Regions from separate parts of the Homo sapiens genome. Here region 1 is linked to region 2. Evidence: chromatin contacts called from ENCODE Hi-C or POLR2A ChIA-PET data. All regions are on one chromosome and are shown on one strand. The core of a region is the stretch at or near the end of the contact, and the rest is flanking DNA. Distances in the headings are between cores, read along the strand shown. Region 1 holds the start of GAB2 (GRB2 associated binding protein 2). Region 2 holds the start of PAK1 (p21 (RAC1) activated kinase 1).

Region 1 (3,184 bases), core at 156-2,655, 940 kb before region 2:
AAGTCAGTGAAATGTTAGATCCAGGGGACTGACCGCTAAAACTCCCAGGGTATCTAGAAGAGCTAAGTACGTGGTAGGGGATTCGCTTTTCCAAATTGAGGAGGGTGAACTTCCCCCAACCCAATCAAGATCTTTTGGACCAAATGATGTCCAACTGCTTGAAACAACTCAGCTGCACAGAGACAGAAATAAACAAAACAGCTTTAGTCTGAGGTTGTGTGGGGCACTGCAAGATGCTGCTTCTCCAATTCATCTGTCCACACAGCACGGTTCCCCATTGAATAAACAGGTTACTATCCACTTATCAGAGAAGTTAGGGAGGACCTGCCTTTTAATGCTGCTTAGAGAGACACTTTGTGATGAGAAAAGAGCTCGTACAAAAGATTTTTTTCTCCCCCCTCCCGCTGAAGTGCTGGGGTTGTGTGCTTCCACGTACATCTGGGATACCATTATATTTACAAACAGAGGTCTCATAGCCTGTGTCAATGAGCGGGAACGTTGGGGAATTTGGACCCCAATTTCTTGTTCTTCTGCACTTGACCTTGCCTTCCAATTCGTTATGAAATACATTGACTAGTTTTGCTTCTTCCATTCTACAAATCATGCGAATTTTCTATACTAAACTGTGTTTTCCCAGAGGCAGTGTAGGAGGGAGTCAGCTGGACTTGGTTTCCAGGCAATGAGAGGCTCCCAGGTCGATCCCATTAAGGCAATGCCCTCATTTTGAATAGCAGATGACCGGGACCCCTCCTCCCCCACACACCTGAATTGGAAAATTGGCTCGGCTTTGTACAAGCCCTTGCCCTTAGGCTGTCCATAAAATAGGAACAATACTGAAGACAATCCTGTAAGCTACAAAAGCAAAGGCTCCGGCGCGTAGTAGGTCCGTCTCCTCCTCCCGCCGAGGGACGCCAGAGTTAAGGAGCTTCTTGCTGGGAAGGGGTCCCTCCTTTCAGCCGGAACCTGACCCGCAGAATGTATCGGAAATGTGAGCAGCCCTAGTATCCCTTCCCCGTCGACGCTCGGTGAAAAATCGATCGACGACCGAGGGCGCGCAGTCCCTTCCCCTCACACCCGCCAGCGCCAGGGGCGCGGTCGCCTCCCTGGCCTCCGCGCCCGCGGCTTGGGGCCTCAGGAGAAAGCGAGACTCCGGGGCGCGCCGGCGGCGGTGGCTTTCTGTATCCTCGCGGGTCCCTAGCCCCGCGTCCGCGTGCGCGGCGGCCTCGGGGGCGCGGCGGGAGCGGGCGTGGCGAGCGAGCCGGCCTTCCTGCTGCAGCTGCTCCCCCGGCGGCCGGGCGGAGAGTGCGGATTGCGCGCGCTCGGGGCGGGGGAGCGGGCGCGCGCGAGGCTGCCGGGCTCGCGCCGCGCCGCGCCGCCTAGTCCCCGCCGGGCCGCCCGCCCCGCCCCTGGCCTCCCGCGAGCTGCGCACCGCCGGCCGCTGCCCCAGCTGCCCGAGCCCGCGCCCTCGTCCGCGCGACCCGGCGGGGGGCTCCAGGCCGGCAGCATGAGCGGCGGCGGCGACGTGGTGTGCACCGGCTGGCTGAGGAAATCGCCTCCCGAGAAGAAGTTGAGGCGCTATGTGAGTGCGGGCGCGGCCGCCCAGGGGCGGGCGGGGGGCGCTCCGGGGCCTGCGGAGGGGCGGGGGACTCCCGGAGGGGCGGCAGGCTGGGGAGCTCGGGCCCGGAGCCGCGGGGGGCCGGGGGCGAGGAGCGGCCGGGGGCGTGTGGGGCACCTGCACACCTGTCACAGGTGGGCCGCCGAGGGGCGGGGCGGGCGGCAGGTTGAGGCTGCGGCTCCTGCTCCGCCAGGCGGGTGCGGCTGCGGCGCCTCCCAAGCCGGTCTGCTCGTGAACTAAATACAGTGTCGAAGTTTTGTATTGATGGCTTCTGGAGACCGAGAGAGTTGACTCTCGGGGCTGGGGCTCCGCGGCAGCCCCGAGCAGCTTCAGCCCGCAGGGTCGGGGAGAGGGCGGGAAAGGGGGGCGTAGGCTGTGGGGCCGCGCGGACGGCCCCACAAAGGGCGAGCGCCTCACGCCCTCTCCTTCCCTTTCTCCGCCTGCCCCTCCCGGCCGCCGGCCTCCCTCCGTCCGCGGCTGCATCACCGGCAGCGTCAGCGGCATGTGCAGCCCTTGTATTAAGTGACTCATTTGTTTGTCCCCCTTCTTTCCCTTTATTCCGTTCGTCTCTCACAGGCGCCTCCCCCCGACCCCGGTGTGACACTGCAGTTTGGTCCCCGTGGCTGGCCCGGGTTTGGGACCGGGCAGCTCCCGGGTGTCTGGGGTCGGGAGAGATCGAGGCTCTCCGCGGCCAGGTGTTGCCAACCGACAGTGTTTACTGAGATCGCTGGAACAGCCTTTTCCCTCTAGGTGGGGAACTGGCAGCCTGGGGGAGGTGGAACAGCGTGGCGCTGAGCCGTGGAGTTCTGGCTTTTTTTTTTTTTTTTTTTAACCCCTCTCCCCAGAGGATGCCTTGCCTGGTGAGGTCAAAGTACAAGATGGTGCCAGTTACTGAGATTTGGCCGAAATGGTCTTGGGGTAGTCGCGGGAGTTTGGAAGTGGGGGTAAGGTTGCTGGAAGGTTTCAAGGTCTCTCATCTGCTCCCTCTCCGTTTCCCATGAAATGCCCTTGTTTAACGGGCTGTGGTGCCGAACTCCGGGATCACTCCCACAGCCTGGAAGGGAGCCGTTGCCTCCAGCTGCAGTGCATCAAGGGAGCTCGGAATAGACCCTGCCCTCTGTCAGCTGCACCAGTGGCTGTCCATGGGGGGAGAGGCAGAAGCCTACCAGAATTTCCTGTCTTGGCTCCCCAGATCAGAATCAAGGGACTTCTGGCCTCTGGACTGAGGAAGTGACATTCTGTTTTTCAAAGGAAGTGTTGTTGTTGCGGAGTACAAGTGTGTGTCAATGAAATCAGGCTCTTAGGTAGATGTTTGCTGGGGGAAAAAAATCTAAGGATTTAGCACATGAGTTTTGAAAGTGGACGTGGATTTATAGGAGGAATGAAGCAGTGAATTGTTCATCTCAGTTCGGAAGCTCATTTTTAGGAGTGTCTATGTAGCCAAAGTATAATTATTAAGAAATAAACTTTTTTCCTCTTCAGGGTTGTATCAGTTCGTTAGGAAGGTTGAATATTTTAATTAGGATTAAGGAGCAGTGATTTACTATTAACAATTTTATAAATAATTTA
Region 2 (3,282 bases), core at 54-2,553:
TATAAGGCTACTCAGGTAACTAGTGAGAAAAATAGATTGAGTTTGAAGAGACTAAAGGTTGCTCCAGTTGTTCAGGTGGTGGTAGTAGAAGACGACACAGGCAAGGACTTGAAAAATATTTAGGAGAAGCTACAAGACTTGGTGTCCAACTTGATATGGATGTTGAGAGAGGAAGAACGGGGAGCTATTAGTATGTCTAGGTTCCTGGCTTAGGGGATTGTTGAATGGGTGGCCCATTCATTGAGAACGGAAAGGAACGTAAGAAGCAATTTTGGGGGGGAAATAATAATAATAGCCAACATTCTAAAGGGCTTGTTACTATTACCATGGTAAAACTGAGGCTTAGGAAGACCTAGTTAAGGTACTACTTATTATTACAGAAAAATTACGGCTTAGAAATGTCAAGGTCCTATCACTAATATTTGAATAGCTAGGATTTCAAGCAAGGCAACCTGATTCCGGACTCTTAGCCTTTCTAATGCTGTCTCAGTTTCGCACATGTTGAATCTGAGGTACGAAGAGTATGCAGGTAATGCTGCTCGGGAGGTATTGGGAAATACACAATCTGAGCTCAGGAGAAAGAAAGCTTTGGGTCGAAAGTACCCTCCACGGTAGGGGAAAAAACGTGAAAGGAAGCCCATTCTTTTCGTATGTCAGTTCACATTAGTTCAAACATCTCCGTTATAATTTCTTTGTCTTCCTCCCACCCCTGCCCCCTCTCCCACAGAAAGAAAACATAATACATGTCTGGCTGTGAGATCACACGACATCGGATAGTTTTCAAATTCAGCCCTTGACAACGAGCTCATAGATGCGGTGGTGCTTTGTTAACCTGAAAAGGACCCTCAGCGCCGGAAGTTAGCCGTCTTTCTCCATCCTGACTACTACAGTAGCCCTCCCAGAAATCGTCCCAAAATTGTCTGATAGAAAGGCTGCACGGAAACAACCCGCCACGGACAGCGGACCGAGAACAGTGACGCGACGCGATGACGTCACGCAGCAAGCGGGTGATTCCCCAGCCTCTGGCGTCACGCGCCGATGACGTAATCCCAGGCGTTCGCCCTCATGCGGGCCAGGGTTTGGCCTCGCTCCCACGGGTCGGTCAGGCCCTCCCCGCCCCCTCTCACCTGCGGGAGGCGGGGCGGGCACGGCTCCACCGGAGCCGCAGCCGCCGCCGCCGCGCCGGGGAGGGGGAGTGGGGGAGGGGGAGGGGGAGAAGGGGAAAGGGCAGAGGGGAGGAGGAGGCGGGAGGAGGAGGAGTAGGGGAGCCAGTGAACTAGGCGGTCAGGCCTGCCGGGCGGCGTACAATAGCGCGGCTGTGGGCGGGGGAGGCTGCCCTCCCGCGGCTGCAGCCGGAGCCGAAGGTGGTGGCTGCACAGTAGACGCCCCCTCACGGCTTCCCCCACACGCTCCCGCCCCCTCGCTCGCCCATCGCGCTTCCCTCACAGGCTCTGCAGTCCTCCCCCACAGACGCCTTCCCCCTTGGACTCTCATTCCCTTTTCCACGGAGCCCCGCGCTTTCGTGAGCCCCCTCGAGGAACCTGGTCTCCGCATCCAGTTACCACCTCCTGCCTCAGAGGCCATCTGAGCCCTTCGCACCTCGCCCCTCAGTCCCCCCTTCCCCCCCCGCCCGCGTCGCCTCGCTCCCTCCCGCCCCCCCATCATCCCTTCCCTCGCAGTTCCCCTGTCCTGAGGGGAGCCCCGCCACGGGCAGCGCGGCGGCGGCGGCAGGAGGGAGAAAGTGAAGCGGTAGCTCGCGCACACTCGCGCCCTCACTCCCGGCTAGGCGGCACCCACCGCCGGGAGGAGGAGGAGGAGCCGAGAGGAGCTGAGCGAGCGCGGAAGGTGAGAGCGGGCCTACCGCCCAGTACCCCTCGCGTCCCGGGCTGCCAGGGCTGGGGCGCGGGGGTGGGGACGGGTGGAGTGGGGGTCTGGGCCCATTTATTTCGCGTTGCGGGGCCGGGCGCCTGGGCGGGAGGAGGCGCCAGGTAAGGTGAGGCGGGCGGCGCCCCGCGAGGCCCGCTCCCGTCGGGCCAACAAAGGCCCCCTGTGCGCGTACCGGCGGGGTCGCGGGTCTCAGACGCCGGGCGATTCGAGAGACCTGGGAGAGGGAAGGGGCGGGGCGGGGCCAGGCCAGGCTGGAGCCGGGAGGCCACACGAGTACCGGTCCGGGACCGAGTCCGTCCCGAACTTCGCAGTCCTGCGGCGCTCACCCTGTCCCGCTACGAGGAGGCACAGCAAAGCGGCGCCCAGTTCCTTCTGCATGGAATAAATGACCCCTTCCAGGCTTGGACAGTCACCTTTAGGGTTCTACTCCCTGAAAAATAAGGGCTGGTAGGACTTGACTTACGCAGCCCCTCCCCCACCCCGGAATATTCTGTAACTTGGGAAGTGAAAAACAACCGGGGAAGGAGATTTATAGTTATTTTATGTTCATTATTACGTTTGAAAAGACATGATTGTTGTAGCCTTCGCTATCCTATTTCAGCAGTACACATTACTGGGAGTGTTTTGGAAGAATACTTGAGAAGTAGTGGGTGTGGCGTTGTGAGCAACGTCCTTGGTTTTTAAACCCCTTGGATAATTGTTCTACTGTTACAAAAACTGTGAACAGTGAAGGGAAGGGTTAGTTCCGTGGTTACTAATAAAAATTCAGATTCATTAGTCTTGACTTTAAGAATTGTTCCTGAGAACAATCTTTAATTTTGCCTCCTACATTTTTGGGTTCTCTTTCAACTCTGTCAGGAGAAAGTAGGAATTATCAGTACAGATACCTCATCTCTCTTACCCTGTGGCTTCATCTACTTCTTGTGTGACCTTGAGCAGGTCACTTCCAGCCTTAAAAGCTCCAGAAGTTTGGTTTTATGCCCCAAAACGGGCAAGTAGCAAGCACCGGACTCAGCTTTCAAGAGTCCACTGAAGAATTCCCACACTGTGAAGTCTTTGCTGGCCTCCATCCTGTCTCTCCTCTTACAGACAGAGCTGATTTCTTCCCATTGGCCCGGTGGGATTTCTACCACAGCACTTACAACATTTTGGTTCCTATTTGGAAAATTCTAAGTCAGGTGCATATAAAAACTCCCCACCTCAACTAGAAACTATGCCTTTCAAAAAGGGTTTTGGGAACATTGACCCTGAAAACTTCCCATACTTTCCCTGAAGCTTATCCATACTCTTTAACTACATGAGCTCATGGGTCTACCTTGGTAAATTTGCTTATTCAGTCAATTCGTTTATCCAACATTACTGGAGTTCGGAGAGCTACTATGTTTCAGGCCTCTT

Evidence for each region. Hi-C counts contacts between places; a loop is a spot of excess contacts on that map. ChIA-PET counts read pairs that join two places held with the same protein, here RNA polymerase II (POLR2A). Pooled maps may share reads with other maps.
Region 1: a pooled map shows a loop between it and region 2 (9-fold over the local background). The contact joins the promoter of GAB2 here to the promoter of PAK1 in region 2. A Hi-C loop is called at or near these places in 1 of 37 single-sample maps with no recorded cell type and 7 of 50 pooled maps. POLR2A ChIA-PET finds 5 or more read pairs at or near these places in 1 of 52 experiments (activated CD4-positive, alpha-beta T cell).

The regions. Positions count from the first base shown.
Region 1 is chr11:78,416,041-78,419,224 of GRCh38, reverse strand. GAB2 (GRB2 associated binding protein 2) reads left to right here and starts at 1,405. Exons shown (of 10, transcript NM_080491.3): 1 at 1,405-1,579. The coding sequence starts at 1,505. RefSeq lists silencers at 1,016-1,635, 1,746-1,845, 1,916-2,045, 2,508-2,802 and an enhancer at 1,665-2,419.
Region 2 is chr11:77,472,115-77,475,396 of GRCh38, reverse strand. PAK1 (p21 (RAC1) activated kinase 1) reads left to right here and starts at 1,303. Exons shown (of 15, transcript NM_002576.5): 1 at 1,303-1,845. RefSeq lists silencers at 1,069-1,428, 1,659-1,708, 1,729-2,038 and an enhancer at 1,279-2,195.